2 separate regions of the Mus musculus genome follow, and region 1 is linked to region 2. The links are chromatin contacts, found by Hi-C or POLR2A ChIA-PET in ENCODE. All regions are on one chromosome and are shown on one strand. The core of a region is the stretch at or near the end of the contact, and the rest is flanking DNA. Distances in the headings are between cores, read along the strand shown. Region 1 overlaps Tbc1d1 (TBC1 domain family, member 1). Region 2 holds the start of Tbc1d1 (TBC1 domain family, member 1).

Region 1 (6,407 bases), core at 428-2,927, 81 kb after region 2:
ACTGGTGCTCTTAAAAGTGCTGAGCCATTCCTCTGGCCCCATCATAGCTATTTTTAAAGTTATGCTTTTATGGACAGATAAAAATATATTTACTATACCTACCATGATGTTTTGACATATCTACAGTATAGAATGACTAAATCTAGCTGCCTGGTGTACAGCTTATCTTACATCCTTACTATTTGTATAGAGAGACACTTCATATCTGTTGTCTTAGTTCTTCCTAAGAGTATGATACATTTCTGGCTGTAGTCACCAGCACTAGCTGTAGTGGAGCAGCACGAGTCATAGCTGCTAAGATTAAAGGTTGAGTTATATGGCTCTAAGTACAGCAGGCTTTATCTGTGATAGCCGTGTTGTCTGGGGAGGAGGAGGTATTCTCATTATGAAACCTGGTTGGCAGAACTTGGAAAGATTCTTGTCCTCTGAGAAGTGGAACTTCTTTTCTTAGAAGAAAGGTATAAAATGATCAACTCTAGGCTGCTTTTGAAAATAGGTATACAAGGGTGAAGCTAGTTGTGGGTAACACACTTCCAGTATCCCTACATATCAGGAGTTCTTGGCCAGAGAGAGAAGAAAATAGGTGAGAGAGAAACCATGGTGGAAAGTTAAAGATGGGTCAGGATTGGAAGAAAGTTAAGGGCAATGAGGTAGACCCAAGAGGTCAGTTTCCAGGTGATGGGGTTTTCATTTTATTGGTTACTGGATTCCCCACCCCACCTTTCTTCTTTCACTCTGTCTCCTCTCTCTTTTTCTCTTTTCCTTCCTCGTTCTTGTCTCTATAGCCAAGGCTGACCTGGGACTCCTGGATGCCTACCTAGACCTTCAGTGCAGGTATTGTGGGTTTGTACCAGCACACGTTGCTTGCCAAGCGTTCTTTAGCTTGGATTTCTAGAAATAACGGATATAACCATATCTTTTCAGTCGGTCTCTTCAGCTTGGGTGTCTTAGCCTTCCCTGGGCCCCAGTTGCTGATAGATGACCATATGGTGTTGAATGACCACTGTATTCTTGTTCCATGTGGAGTTTGTCTCTGGGATTGCACCTCAGACCAGAGTTATAAATCTTCCTCCATGTCCAATACAGGGCTCAGGTCCTTGGAGCCAGTTCTGTCTCACTGTTTCTAAATGTCAGTAAAAATGGATAAATAGTTTTCCTTCAGGCTACTTAGCATTTAGCTACTTAGTATAGAACAATTCCTGAGCCAGATTACCACTCAAGCACGATTCATCAACGCCACCTCATTGCATTTGTGGGTAGAGAAGACCGCAGTTGCCTGTTCTGTTTCTTCTTTTCATTTACAATTGCGACCATCATTATTCTCTAATGGTGGTGGGACTTGAACCTAGGGCCCTGTGGATGCCAGGCAAGCACTCTACCTGTGAGCTACAGTCTCAGCTTTTCCTCTCCTTAAACATGAGGAAAATGGAGCCCTTCATGGCTGAGGTGATTCCAGCTAGGATGTCTTAGGGGCCAGGGAGATGGCTCAGTGGGTAGGAACACTTGCTATTCTAGTGTGAGGACATGAGTTCAAATCTCCCAACACCCATGTGAAAATCCAGGTATACCATGTGTACACCTGCAGCCACAGCACAGCGTGGGGTGGAGATAGGAGCATTCCCTGGGAATGCAGCTCTGGGTTCAGTGAGAGTCCACATCAGAAGCAGAGGGTGGAGAATGGCAGAACAGAACATGGCACCTGGCGTCCTCTAACACCCGCCTGGCTTCTGCATGCATGCACTCACTGTAGGTGCTCCCACACTCGCACTTGCACACGCGCCCATTCCCTCATCCACGCACTGGCAGCTGAGTCCCGACCAGTGCTGTCTGTGTCTTTCTGTGCTTGCTGCTGTCCTGCTTAGGTGCTGTCTGTCTGTCGCTTCGTCAGGCGGTTCTGGGGTTAAACATAAGCTCTGTAGGACCGAACAGGAACACGATGCTCCGGTCAGGCATCAGCTCATTCAGATGAGATAAGAGGAACATGGGGGGAACGTGGGGCAGAGAAATTACACTGCTCTCTGCCTCCTGGAGCCTGAATGTCGTCGTCCAAGGTCACAACTCTGGGCCTTCCCCCTTTTGCTGAACCAGGCAGAGTACGCTACAGTTTCTGCCCTTTTTCCTCTCCATATGCCGTGAAGAATTTTTTGTTGTCAAGATTTTTAAACAAGAAAAAGTTGGCCAACCAAAGACATAGGCACACCAATTTTGGAAAACTATAAAAATAGGAAGTTTATTTGTTGGGTGAAGTTTACTATTGTAGGCCTGCTAAAGGCAGAGAATTAGCCAAGAATGGTATTTTGAGGAAGTTATTTTTACTGGGTGGACCCAAAGGAAACCAGTCATTAGGTGAAAATAACCCAAGATCCTCCAGACAGTATTTGCTTACAGTCATTTGTGACTGTTCTATTGTCAAGTTTTTTTTTTTTTTTAAATACAATGTAAGTTCCCAAGTATAAATAGTAGAGCTTCAGAATAAAGCTCAAAATTGGCTTCAGAAGAAACAAAAACCCACTAATGAGTAATAAGCGACTGGCTCCTTGTCTTTTGATTATTAACAAATTATCTGGTAAGCATGAATACTACTAGTATATGTACTAGGTCAAGGCCTTCTTATTGTTCCAGAAATAGCCATGTTCCCAAGTTTCCAAGTGAGTGGAAAGATTTCTAAATTATTTTCATTTCTGGAAATCCATGACTAATGCCTAGGACTTTGCATCACCCTGATGTTTCGGTCCGTTCCACTTGATTTTGGTGTTCGTGAGAGAACATTACATTGAGGCAGCTCTCTAGCGTGGTAATCTGCTGAGCTGTGGTGTGTGGACGGCTTTGCTCCCAGGAAAAGCATCATCCTGTGTTAGACCAGGAGTCCCAACCCTGCTCTCATGTTCCGTCGTCACCCCCTGTTGAGTGGACTGGGATAGTGACTTTAGACATTTGCTGAGAATCTTGCCTGCTCCAGGCGATCAGTCTGTGCAGGTTGAAGCTTACTGTGCAAGCCCACCATGTGCACACAAAGTGAGACCTTGCCTGGGAGAAGGCAGGGGTGTGCAAAGGAGTAGTTGGAAGCCAAATTCCTTGTAGATGCCTGTTTTACATAGAATTGTCTTTTCAAATGTGATTTCCAAAGGGCTGGGGAATGGTTTAGTCAGCAAAGGGCTTAGTAAAGGGCTAACTGCGTTAAGTCAGGTCCAGTCCCTAGCACCTAAGTGGATGGAGTCTCATTGTGAGTGAATCAGAACCTGTGATCCCAACATTGGGATAGGGTGGGATGGGGTGGGGTGGGGTAGAATAGGGTGGGATAGGGTAGATGGGGTGGATGGGGGTTGAGACACGAGCATCCTTGGGCCTCATTGGCTAGCCTGTGTAGTTGACTCAGGTTGTTAAACTCAGGAGTCTCACAAATGAGTGAGCTAGAGAGATGGCTCGGCAGTTAAGAGCACTTGCAGCTCTTGCAGCTTCATCCCCAGCACCCACTCGGTGTCTAACAAATGCCTGTACCTCCAGTTCTAAGGGACCTGAAATTACCTTCTGACCTCTGAGGTTGCTGCACACTTGTGGTGTGCCAACATATATGCAGGCAACACACCCCTGACATAAAACAAACATAAAGCTATCTTAAAAACCAAAACCAAACCAAACCAAAAACGTTGTCAAGCAATAGAGGAAAACACCTGGCATTGTTGTCTGGCTTTCACATGCCTGTACATGCATGCATGCATGCACACCTCCACACATTCATGAATGAACACACAGTATGTTTTCTGTCCATGAGCCACAGATATGCTCTGGATGTGAGTAGTTAGTAAGGAATGCAGTGACCTGGAGCACCCGTGTGCTGACTTAGCTGTGTGGTTTTACATTGCTCTAACACGTGTATGTTTCATCTGGAGTGGGTAGATGGCAGCAAAGTGGAAGGAAGGGTGACTCTGTCCTCAAGCCCGTCCTGTGCAGATCTAGGTTGGGTGCACAGGTTCTTCGTGGTCATGGAGCACTAAGCATAGAGTGAGAAACTGGTAAGGTTTGAGTCTCAGAGTCTCCCCCTACAGCATGTCCCTAGGCATATGGGCATATGTTGTTGTTGTTCTGTTATTATCGATGTTACTGTGGTTATTATCTACTTGGAGGCTTAGGGGTTTCAGCCAAATAAGGAAATCTGACACCAACGATTACTCCGTCCCTGCTTCATCATGCAAAGCAAATCCTGTGGTGGGGAAACCAACCTTGACTGGGAATGTCTGGCTAGTTCTGTGTGCCTGAGCTTTGTGACTCGATGCCAGTCACTCTAGCCCTTGGTGGCTTTTTTTCTGATCTCTAAAGTGAGCAGGGTGAATGAATGGGTAGACGAGTGGATGAAGGAATGAATGAATGGCCCCACCCAGGAGTTATGGAAGAAGCTGAATGAGTGAAAGCGTAGAGGAGGGGATGCTCTAGATGGAGGGAGACACTGCATGCCTGTGATTGACACAAGGGCTGTTTGCAAGGGAGTGAGATAAGATGGTTTATTGACAATTCCGTGGAGAAGGACCCCAGGACAGCTGGGTAGCTATTTTGGTAGAGGTTGGAGGAGGGTCCTTGTGCAGAGCCCGGGCTGGAGTGAAAGCCTTGCTGGATGGGACGGGTGGGATCTGGCTGGGTTAAGTACAGGCTTGACCAGCACCTGAGATCTGGCTCATGCTGAGGAATGAATAGTGTGCACCCTGACAGTTAAAAGTTGACAGAAGGAGGAATGCGTAGAAAGAAGCCTCTTGCCAAGTGTGAACCTGCTCACGTGGGAACCAGGGAATAAGGAGGCATTCTTTAAAGAGGGGCTTGGCCCCTTGAGTCCAGTTGAGAAAACAATGCAAAGGCAGAGATGTAAATCAAGCAGTCCTTTGCGGAGCAGAGGGTGATAAGCATCTGAACTGGCAAGCAGTAGAGGAAGACACCCGCACCCAGAGTTCCCTGGCACTACTGAAGGAACCCAGAAGTCCTCTGCTAGATTTGGGAGAGCAGATGTTTTAACAGTAGTCCAAGATGGCTGTGCAGTGCACATGAACTCATGCCCTACCCTTCCTGGGCTTATTTAGATATTATTTCCCCCTCATCCTTTTAAATCAAGATGGAGTGTCACTTTGGAAAATGTCCTTAGGATTTAGAGACTTCAGTTCCCTTTTAGTAGATGGAATTTAATTGTAATGGGTAGATCAGAGTTCAGTCTAAGCAAGTCTCAACTTCTAGCCATACTGGAGTGTTCTCTGGCACGGGAGAGCCAGCCAGCTGTGGGCCATTCCCAGCAGTAGCTTCTGTCGGCTGCAGTCTCCTTATCTCTTGTCAGGCTTGGTTTCTGTGTTGGTTCTCTAGGAATGTTCCTGATAGTGAGTGTCTGATCCTGTGAAAGAAGTCAGCGTTCCCCAGCAGGGAGGAAAAACTGAGTTCCACAGGCCCTGTGCTCAGCTAGCCCTGAAGGTGGAGACTATAAGCAGGTTCTTAGTATCACCACCTCCACCCCACACCCTAAATAATAAATAAATAAATAATAAAAAAGACACACAGAAACTGCATGTATTTATTGCGTACCTGGTGACATTCGAACCACGACTCTGTGTGGAGCTCACTCACCTGTCTCTCATTTGCGAGCATGTAAGGGTAAAGCCGTTGCTGGTGGGTAGACTCACTACTCCCTGGGGGCTGGAGGCCCTTCCTACACTCAAGCCCTTAGCTCTTCCCCCATTCTCTGTGCAGAGCTTTGCACACACCACACCACCCTCATTGTTGCTTTTGAAGTCTTCTAAAATCAGAACCTTTGCAGCCTGACTGGCCAGAGGGACTGTGAGGTCGTGACCCCGCTCTTGATGTGAGGTTGACATTTCTCCTAATGCCCTAGGGTTTTGTTCCTTCCATTCTTTGGCTATTCAGGTCATTCTGTAGGCTTATCCCAGACTTACAGCAAACTCGGGGCCTTAAATCTCACTCACATGAATCTTTGGCAAGCTGAGTCTGCCATGGGTTCTTACCAGCTCGAGGGGTTTTTGTGTTTGCAACTTATAATTTACTTATATCACTGTGCTCCTGATGTGGAAGGGTCTTCTTTTAAACTTTCTATCTAATAGCTTTCTATCTAAGCTCTTACCTGTCTATAGTAGTCAGTAACTTTGAAAAGACTGGTTTATACATTTTTTGGTGACAGTGCCCCAAATGGGACACCTTCAAGCCCACACAGACCCACCTGCATCTGCCTCCCAAGTGCTGGAATTAAAGATGGGCATGCTGCCTACAGACTCCCAATGTGAGCTTCACAGTTTTAAAACTCTTTAAAGATTGTAACACTAACATGTATGATATATAGGGGAGAATACCGTATAAGTATGAAAATAACAAATTTCTTCCCTCACCAGCCACGTACCCTGTGTGACCATGGTGTGAGGAAT
Region 2 (6,907 bases), core at 2,581-5,080:
TCAGACACTTCCCAGAAGCCCTGTACCCGGGCTGGAGTGTACATTCTGTCTGTTTTCACTCCACATAGATTTATGTTGCCCCATCCTTAGCAAATCCCAGTTCTTCACGCAGTCAGTCAGACTTCGGTTTACCCGAGTCGCTGAAATTCAAAATCTGCCTGCTCTGTTTAACTTTTTACAACACAGTTTGTCATTCCTGGACCTTTCAGAAAGTAAATTCAACGAACCACATCGAGGCAGGTCAGTGGGTATGGCTTTGCTCTTGATTTTAATCTGTTTTCCTGTCATGAAGGATGGCTCTGGTAGCTAATTAAGATGGAAGGCTATGACCTGGGTTTCTCTTCAGAAGCGAACCTTAAGCTGGCACTGGCAGGGTGACAAGTCAGTCAGCTGGGAAGCTGCCTCCTTCCAGTCTCCTATGTTTACCCACTGACCATGGACTTGCTCAGGAGCCTGGCCACCTCTGTGTCCAGAAAGCTACCAGCAGGCCATGAGAACCATTTTGTCAACCTAGGATTCTATCCAGTGCCGTCTTTGCTTTTGTTTTTACTGAGACCACTTTTGGAAAGGGACCATTGATTAAGAACTCTTACCTTAACGTGCACATTTTGAAACTAAGTATACATTTATTGTGAACTCTTACCTTAACGTGAACATTTTGAAACTAAGTATACATTTATTGTGGCAATAATTAGGATTTGATTTCCTCAGGAATATAAACATTTTAAATACCTATATAATAGATTTAGTAATAGCCAGGTTTGGTGTACATCTGTAATCCCAGCACTCCAGGGCTGAAGCAAGAGGATTTCAAGTTTGAGGACAGTTTAGACTCCGTAGTAAAACCCTGTCTCAAAAAGGAAAATCTTCTGTTATTTTGTTTTAAATATTATTGTTTTGGGGACAGAGTCTCCTATGGCCCAGGCGTCCCTCAAACTCCTTGCCTTCCTGCCTCTACTTCTGTTTTGCTAGATTCCAGCAACCACCCTTGGTCTATGTGGGTGTCAAAGCCAGCTCTTCACACAGCTTAGGCATGCAATCTGAACGAGCCACATCCCTGGCCCCTGTCATTTAAAGGTCTTCTTTCTACATTAGCCAAAGACTAGATTTAAAAGTGCTCCTTTTACGTTTTAAAAGCCAAGTGGCCTCTGTTTTCTTTGTCTCTGGGCTTTCTACTGGAAAGGTAAGTTTTATTTTTCTGGAGCTTACAGCTATCTTAGAGCTGGTATTAATATTGCTAGTATTTGCCAATAAATAATTAATTATACTGCAAGTGACTAAATTTGGAGCATAGGAATGACTCTCTAGAGGGAGTCCTAAAAAGAATGCTGTACTCAGAGGTTCTGGGGGCAGGGAGGCAAGTGAAGAGATTGTCTAAAGGCAACCGAGCAGCATCCATGGCTGATAGAGGTGGCTTTTATCCATCAAGCCAGCAAGACAGTCTATCCAGGGACCTCTGGGTCACTAAGGCCATCTAGGAGCCCCTGTGGGGAAGAGCTACACACACACACACACACACACACACACACACACACACACACAGAGTCAACCAGCCCAATGTCATCCCATAGCCCAGAGGGAACTCTGCTGCTGCACTTCAGTCTCAACCCCTTAGAGATGGCCTTAGGGGCTCTGTTGGAACTCCTGTGCCTCAGGAGGAGGAGCCACTTCCTTCCTATAACAAGAACGGGTGCAGGTGGGTGCCCAGAGCTTGGCTGGCACTGCTCACAGTGAGACTACAGATTTCTCTTCCTGTTTGACAGTCTTTAACTCTGCAAACCCCACATGCCAGCCTTGATCTAGAGATTTTACTATTTCTTCCTGAGCTGCTGGAACCCAAAGGGTGAGGCAGGCAGGCTGTCTCCTGAGGTCTACAATAAGTCAGTTAAGGGTTGTTTTTTTTGTTTGTTTTTTGTTTTTTGTTTTTTGTTTTTTTTTTTTTTTAAAGTTCCGAATTCTTTATTGTGTGTCTGGGAACTAGAAAGGTGATGTAGAGATAGCTGCCTGGTGCCTGGTACATGGGCACAACACTTCCCCAGGCCAGGTCAGGGTTAGCATGGTTTCTTGCCTCTAAGGTATACATCTCTGAGCTGGAATTTGTGCGAGCTTATGGGGGAATGAACTGCTCCCCCTCCTCCCAGCACCAGCTGGAGCCTGGACTACTAGGCTACTCTACCCAGGCACTGCCTTCCTTTACCATCTGGTCTCTACTTGACTGCTAAGCCTTCCTGCACTCCAGAATCAAACGTTTTGCAGGGAGGAGGTGGCAGGGTGAGGACAAGATAAGGGAAGGAAATGGTAGATGAGGTGGCTCTGGCCCTATTCTGTAAGCATGCTCCAGAAATTCTCTGTCCCTTCTATGGTGGAGACTGCCAGGCAGGGTAGTTAAGCAATAGGTCCAAATGTGGCTGGGATGCTCCTTCAATGGCTGGCATGTCGCTTGTCTTGACGTGGTGACCTTCTGGAAGTAGCCATGGTCTGTAGGCCACAGAGCGGGAAGGACAACTTAACAATGGGGTTGAAGATAAAAGCATGAAACAGTGATAGTATGATGCTGAAGACGATAGAGTTTAGCTGGATAACCTGATCTTTTCCTGCGGAGCATTTTCCACGAACCAATCAACACTCTTTTCCTTAGACTATTCCTGGCTATATCTATTCTCATTCATTCTCTCTCTCTCTCTCTCTCTCTCTCTCTCTCTCTCTCTCTCTCTCTCTCTCTCTCTCTCTCTCGATCTGAAACTAGGAAGACAAACTATGGTGTAATAAAGAATGAACTAACCCCACATGGCAGCTACGGAGGGCTCTAGATACAATCCAAGCCACGTGCACCGCTCACTTTTCTTGGATCCCTTCTGCTCTTTGGAGTGAGTCTGCCTCTTTAACTTGCGGGAATGGTGCTTTGAGAGGTTTCTGTGGCTCTCTGGCGTGCACACAGACGCGCAGTGCGTGCGTGTGTGTGCTCCGCACGCAGAGAGGGAAAAAGCGCGCGGTCCGGGCTCTGCGTCACTCCCCGCACCTGGCCAGAGATGGGTTTAGTAGAGGCTAATCCGCGGAGGGCACTTCATCCCGGGTGTTTCTCTGAGTCCCCGATTTTGCTGCCTGGAGTGCCAGCGTCCCATCCTGCTTCGGTTCCTGGTTCCCCCCACCAGCCCCCATCCTGCCATTCGACCCCAATGCAAGAAGGATGAGGCGGGGGAAGGGCTGGTGGCTGGGTGGCCTGCGGGTACGCTGCGCAGTGATCTCCGGGTCCGTTTCGGAGGGTGCGTGCAGAGAAGCAGGATCCCTCAGGGAGCGCGGGCTCCGCTGCCACCTGCTGAGAACCTCGCACGCCAAAACAGCCTCGGGCAGGGCTACCTGCTATAAATAAGCGGTCAAGAGCCCGGTGTGTGACCACACATCCCGCCGGGAGGGCCATAATCACTTGTGAGCACGCAGGGAATATTCCGGGCCAGGACTTCGCGCTGAGGCTGGATGGGGTGGCGATGCTTGCACCTTCCCCGAGCTCTCGTGGGGTGGCGCCTGGTGGCCCCTGGGCGGGCTGAGGATGGACCGCTGGGGAGCGAGGGGAGGGAGGCCGCGGAGGACCCGCACTGCAGCAGCTGTTGCTCGCCTGTGACTCGCCAGTCTGGGCCGAGTCGCCTAGCCAGAGTCGCTTGGTGCGGAGGGGAAGGGAGGGCATCTACTCCTGTTCTTGGCTCCCGGGGGACTCACTAGGGAGATTCCGGCTGCTGTCCCCCTCCCCCGCCTCTGCTTTCCCCAGCGCTCGCCCAGCCCGGGAGGAGGAAACGCGAGCGAGCCGCGCGCAGACACCTCCTCCTCCTCCTCAGCTGCTGTCGCCGCCGCCGGCCACACCGCGGTGCCTGTTGCTGCAAGCCACCTCGGACCGACCGTCTCTTCAACCCGCAAGAGAAGCAGAGACTGTGGAGTGGACCCCCACCCCAGCAGCGTGGGGCGGCAAGAGCACAGCCAGCTGAGGACCATGGACGCCCCGCCCGCCCAGGCCATCTTCTGGGTGCCCGGGAGCACCTGCGCGCCCTAGCTCAGCCCGGAGTTCTGAGCGTGCCACCTCACTGGTAGGTTCCACCTTGGGTCCTTAGGGTGCGGGGCAACCCTCCACTTCCAGCATGCCCCTGAGCTCCCTTGCTGCAGAGAAGGCGCGGTCCCGCCACCCAAGGGCGTTGCTGCCGGGTCTCTTGGGGTGCTCTGGTGGGGGAGGGGGAAGAGGCGGGATTTCAGAGCTACCTTGTTGTCCTCTGCTTGGGGGTGGGGGGGGGGGGGAGAAACCTTGATGCTTTCTGCGCTGCGACGAAGGTGCTCAGGTCCCCTGCTCCTCCTCCTTGCATATCCCGCCCCACTCCCTCCCGCCAAATATCACCGGGGCACAAGTGTTTGTAAGGCATCCAGCTCGGACGAGGCCGGTCAGAGTGACCCCAGGCCGCCTTTTGAAAGTTCAGGGTACTTTGCAGCGGTAACTTTGGCAGCTTCTCGGTGCACGCAACATTTCTTTCTATGGGCACATCCTGTGCTGGTCATTTTGAAACCCGGCTTGATTGTTTCCTAGCAGCTTCCGGGTTGCTACGTGAGTAAGAGGCTCACTCTAACTTCACAGGTTGCTGTTCTCTTCTTTTCTAAAAGATGTGTCGTTCTGTTTGAACCCCACCTAGGTGTGGCGTTCCTGGTTGTGATTTTATTTTAAATGCCTTGTTCTCCGGAAGTTGCTTAAAAAGGAAAAGAAATTGAAAGTGATGAGTGTTTCTCTCAGCAAACATCTTCAGCGCCCTGGTACTGATGATGGCAGGCATTCACCTCCTACGTACAACCCTCCTTCGTCCTCTTAGTGGCTGCAAGCCGTTCTTCTATTTAGAGCCAGGTGTTAGAAGGGAATTTTTGAATGACCTAATTTAAATGGGTCACACCCAGGAAGCTCAGCTGTCTCTACAAGTCTAAACTTCTAAACTTTTTGCGTTGCACCTCCATGGGCAAAGATCCCTTTTAAGACCCCCTCGATGTGAAGTGGGATTCCCATGAGTTGGAGAATGGCCACACTTAGGCTTTATTGTTTGTGGAGCCTGCTCAAGGTGGGAGGGGTGGGATGGGAGAAGGAGAGGGCAGCTGTACCCAAAGGTAGGAATGTATCACTTTTCAGGGTCTCACTACCTTGCCTGAGAGCTCGCTGAGGCTAGCGAGTTCTTTTCTCTTTTCTCAGCATTCACGGTGCCCCCCTTCTGCAGAGTCAGTTCCTCCCTGGGAACCCTGAGGACTTTCTTAAGGAACCAGGAAGAGGCATGAAAAGTACATAAACGGGTGGGTGCTTTGCAAAACTCTTAGCAATGGGAAGCTGAGCCTCTGATGTGCCTGTCTTTAATGTTCGTTCCTATCAAGTTAAAGGGACCAACTCTCTTAAGTTTATCTGTAAGAAACCATTGATGTGCCGTGAGCTCTACTGTGTGGTAGATGCTGCAGTGAGTTAGCTGGTACCCCATAAAAGGCTGCATGTATGAACTAATGACCAAGGGACCAAATGTGGTGCAATGGACAGTCTGAAACCAGCAGAGGACCATTAAAAGGGATGCTTTTGGGGGGGGGTGTGGATTTGTTCAGTCATTTACAAACCCATAGAAAAGGGGAAAAGCTTTGGTGTAGTTATGACTTATTAATACCAAAGGAGAGCTTTGCAGTGGGCCTCCCTGACACAACCTACCCTTATCTGTCCCAGGAGAGCTCGAGGGTTCCCTGATAACCCTTCTAATGTATAAGAGCCTTCTAACATACAAGTCCCAGTACCCGAGGAAACCTGGAGGCGATGGATGGGTGTCTGGAGGAACACTGACTGCCCCCCTAGCCCTTCACTACCTAGCCTTTGTTAATCTCTGATCCTTCATTCCTGGAAGACCTGGACTAAGAAGGCCCCAGCCGAGGTGCAGAGCCAGGTGTTGGTGGGAGCTACTTTGTGACCCATTATTTTCTAGGGTGTGCCCCTAGAGAAGGACTAACTGATGCCCCTCCTTCCAACAGCTATTTGATAGACTAAGGGACAGGAGGACAAGAAGGATGCTTGCAGGGTGCTGTTTCAAATGTGCTTCTCTTAAATCAGCAAATGAAAACTTCCAGAATTGCCCCCATCCCAGTAGGCCCCAGTGCCCAAAGTTTCTCTAGTCTCAAGAAAACTTAAAACACTTACAGACACCTGTGTGTGTGTGTGGTGTGTGTGTGTGTGTGTGTGTGTGTGTGTGTGTGTGTGTGTGTGAGAGACAGTTATTTTGCCTTGCTCTTTCTGTGTCTGCTTTCCTACCCTTCTCAAGTTTAACGACTGAGGTAATCCTAGAACTTGATCTGTCCCTCATCCTTGTCAGGCCTGTTCCTTGCACATTAAACTTGGAGAAGCACAATCTGTCCATTAAAGTGACCGAAAGGCTCCAGCAGCAACCAGGGCATGCAGGATTCACATCCCAGGAGCGAATGACACGGACTTTGTCTTCAGAGCTGCTCCTCTGCATGTTGCTTTGCCCTCCTTGCGCCCCCCTCTCCCCATCTCCTTCTTTCTTAACTCTATACATCAATGAAAATATTTTAAGAGAAGACTCTTCACAAAAGACATGATGGTTTCCACAGTCAAGAGTTTTGATATTTTTTCAGTCAAAAATTCAGTTTGATAGGTTCGTAGATCTAAAGGCAATGGACCTCTTCTCAGACTGCAAATATATAGGAAAGTTTTAGATTGTATGAAATAATCCTGATACTTAGGCTTCAGTGAGATCAAGGAGAGTGTGGGAAATATGTCTTAGTACTAACAAATACATTTAATGCTGAGTTTGATGGATATGGAGATAATAGCAACCAGTTCTCTCTTACAAGATAATACCTATCTTGGGTGTGGTGGTGTGTGCCTGTAACCCTTAGTACT

The links. Hi-C counts contacts between places; a loop is a spot of excess contacts on that map. ChIA-PET counts read pairs that join two places held with the same protein, here RNA polymerase II (POLR2A).
Region 1: a map of T-helper 17 cell shows a loop between it and region 2 (2.2-fold over the local background). The contact joins the enhancer-like site here to the promoter of Tbc1d1 in region 2. A Hi-C loop is called at or near these places in 2 of 37 maps with a recorded cell type or tissue (T-helper 1 cell and T-helper 17 cell). POLR2A ChIA-PET finds 5 or more read pairs at or near these places in 1 of 5 experiments (Patski).

What each region holds. Positions count from the first base shown.
Region 1 is chr5:64,239,159-64,245,565 of GRCm38, forward strand. The region is part of intron 2 of Tbc1d1 (TBC1 domain family, member 1); the gene reads left to right. Among named protein-coding and RNA genes, the nearest start is that of Gm46913, 4.9 kb to the right of the region's middle. Within about 2 kb of position 1,678, at least 1 of the 3 ENCODE cell types and tissues checked has a DNase peak (open chromatin) inside an H3K27ac peak, as active enhancers do.
Region 2 is chr5:64,156,430-64,163,336 of GRCm38, forward strand. It overlaps Tbc1d1 (TBC1 domain family, member 1), which reads left to right and starts at 3,831. Exons shown (of 22, transcript NM_001310611.1): 1 at 3,831-4,076.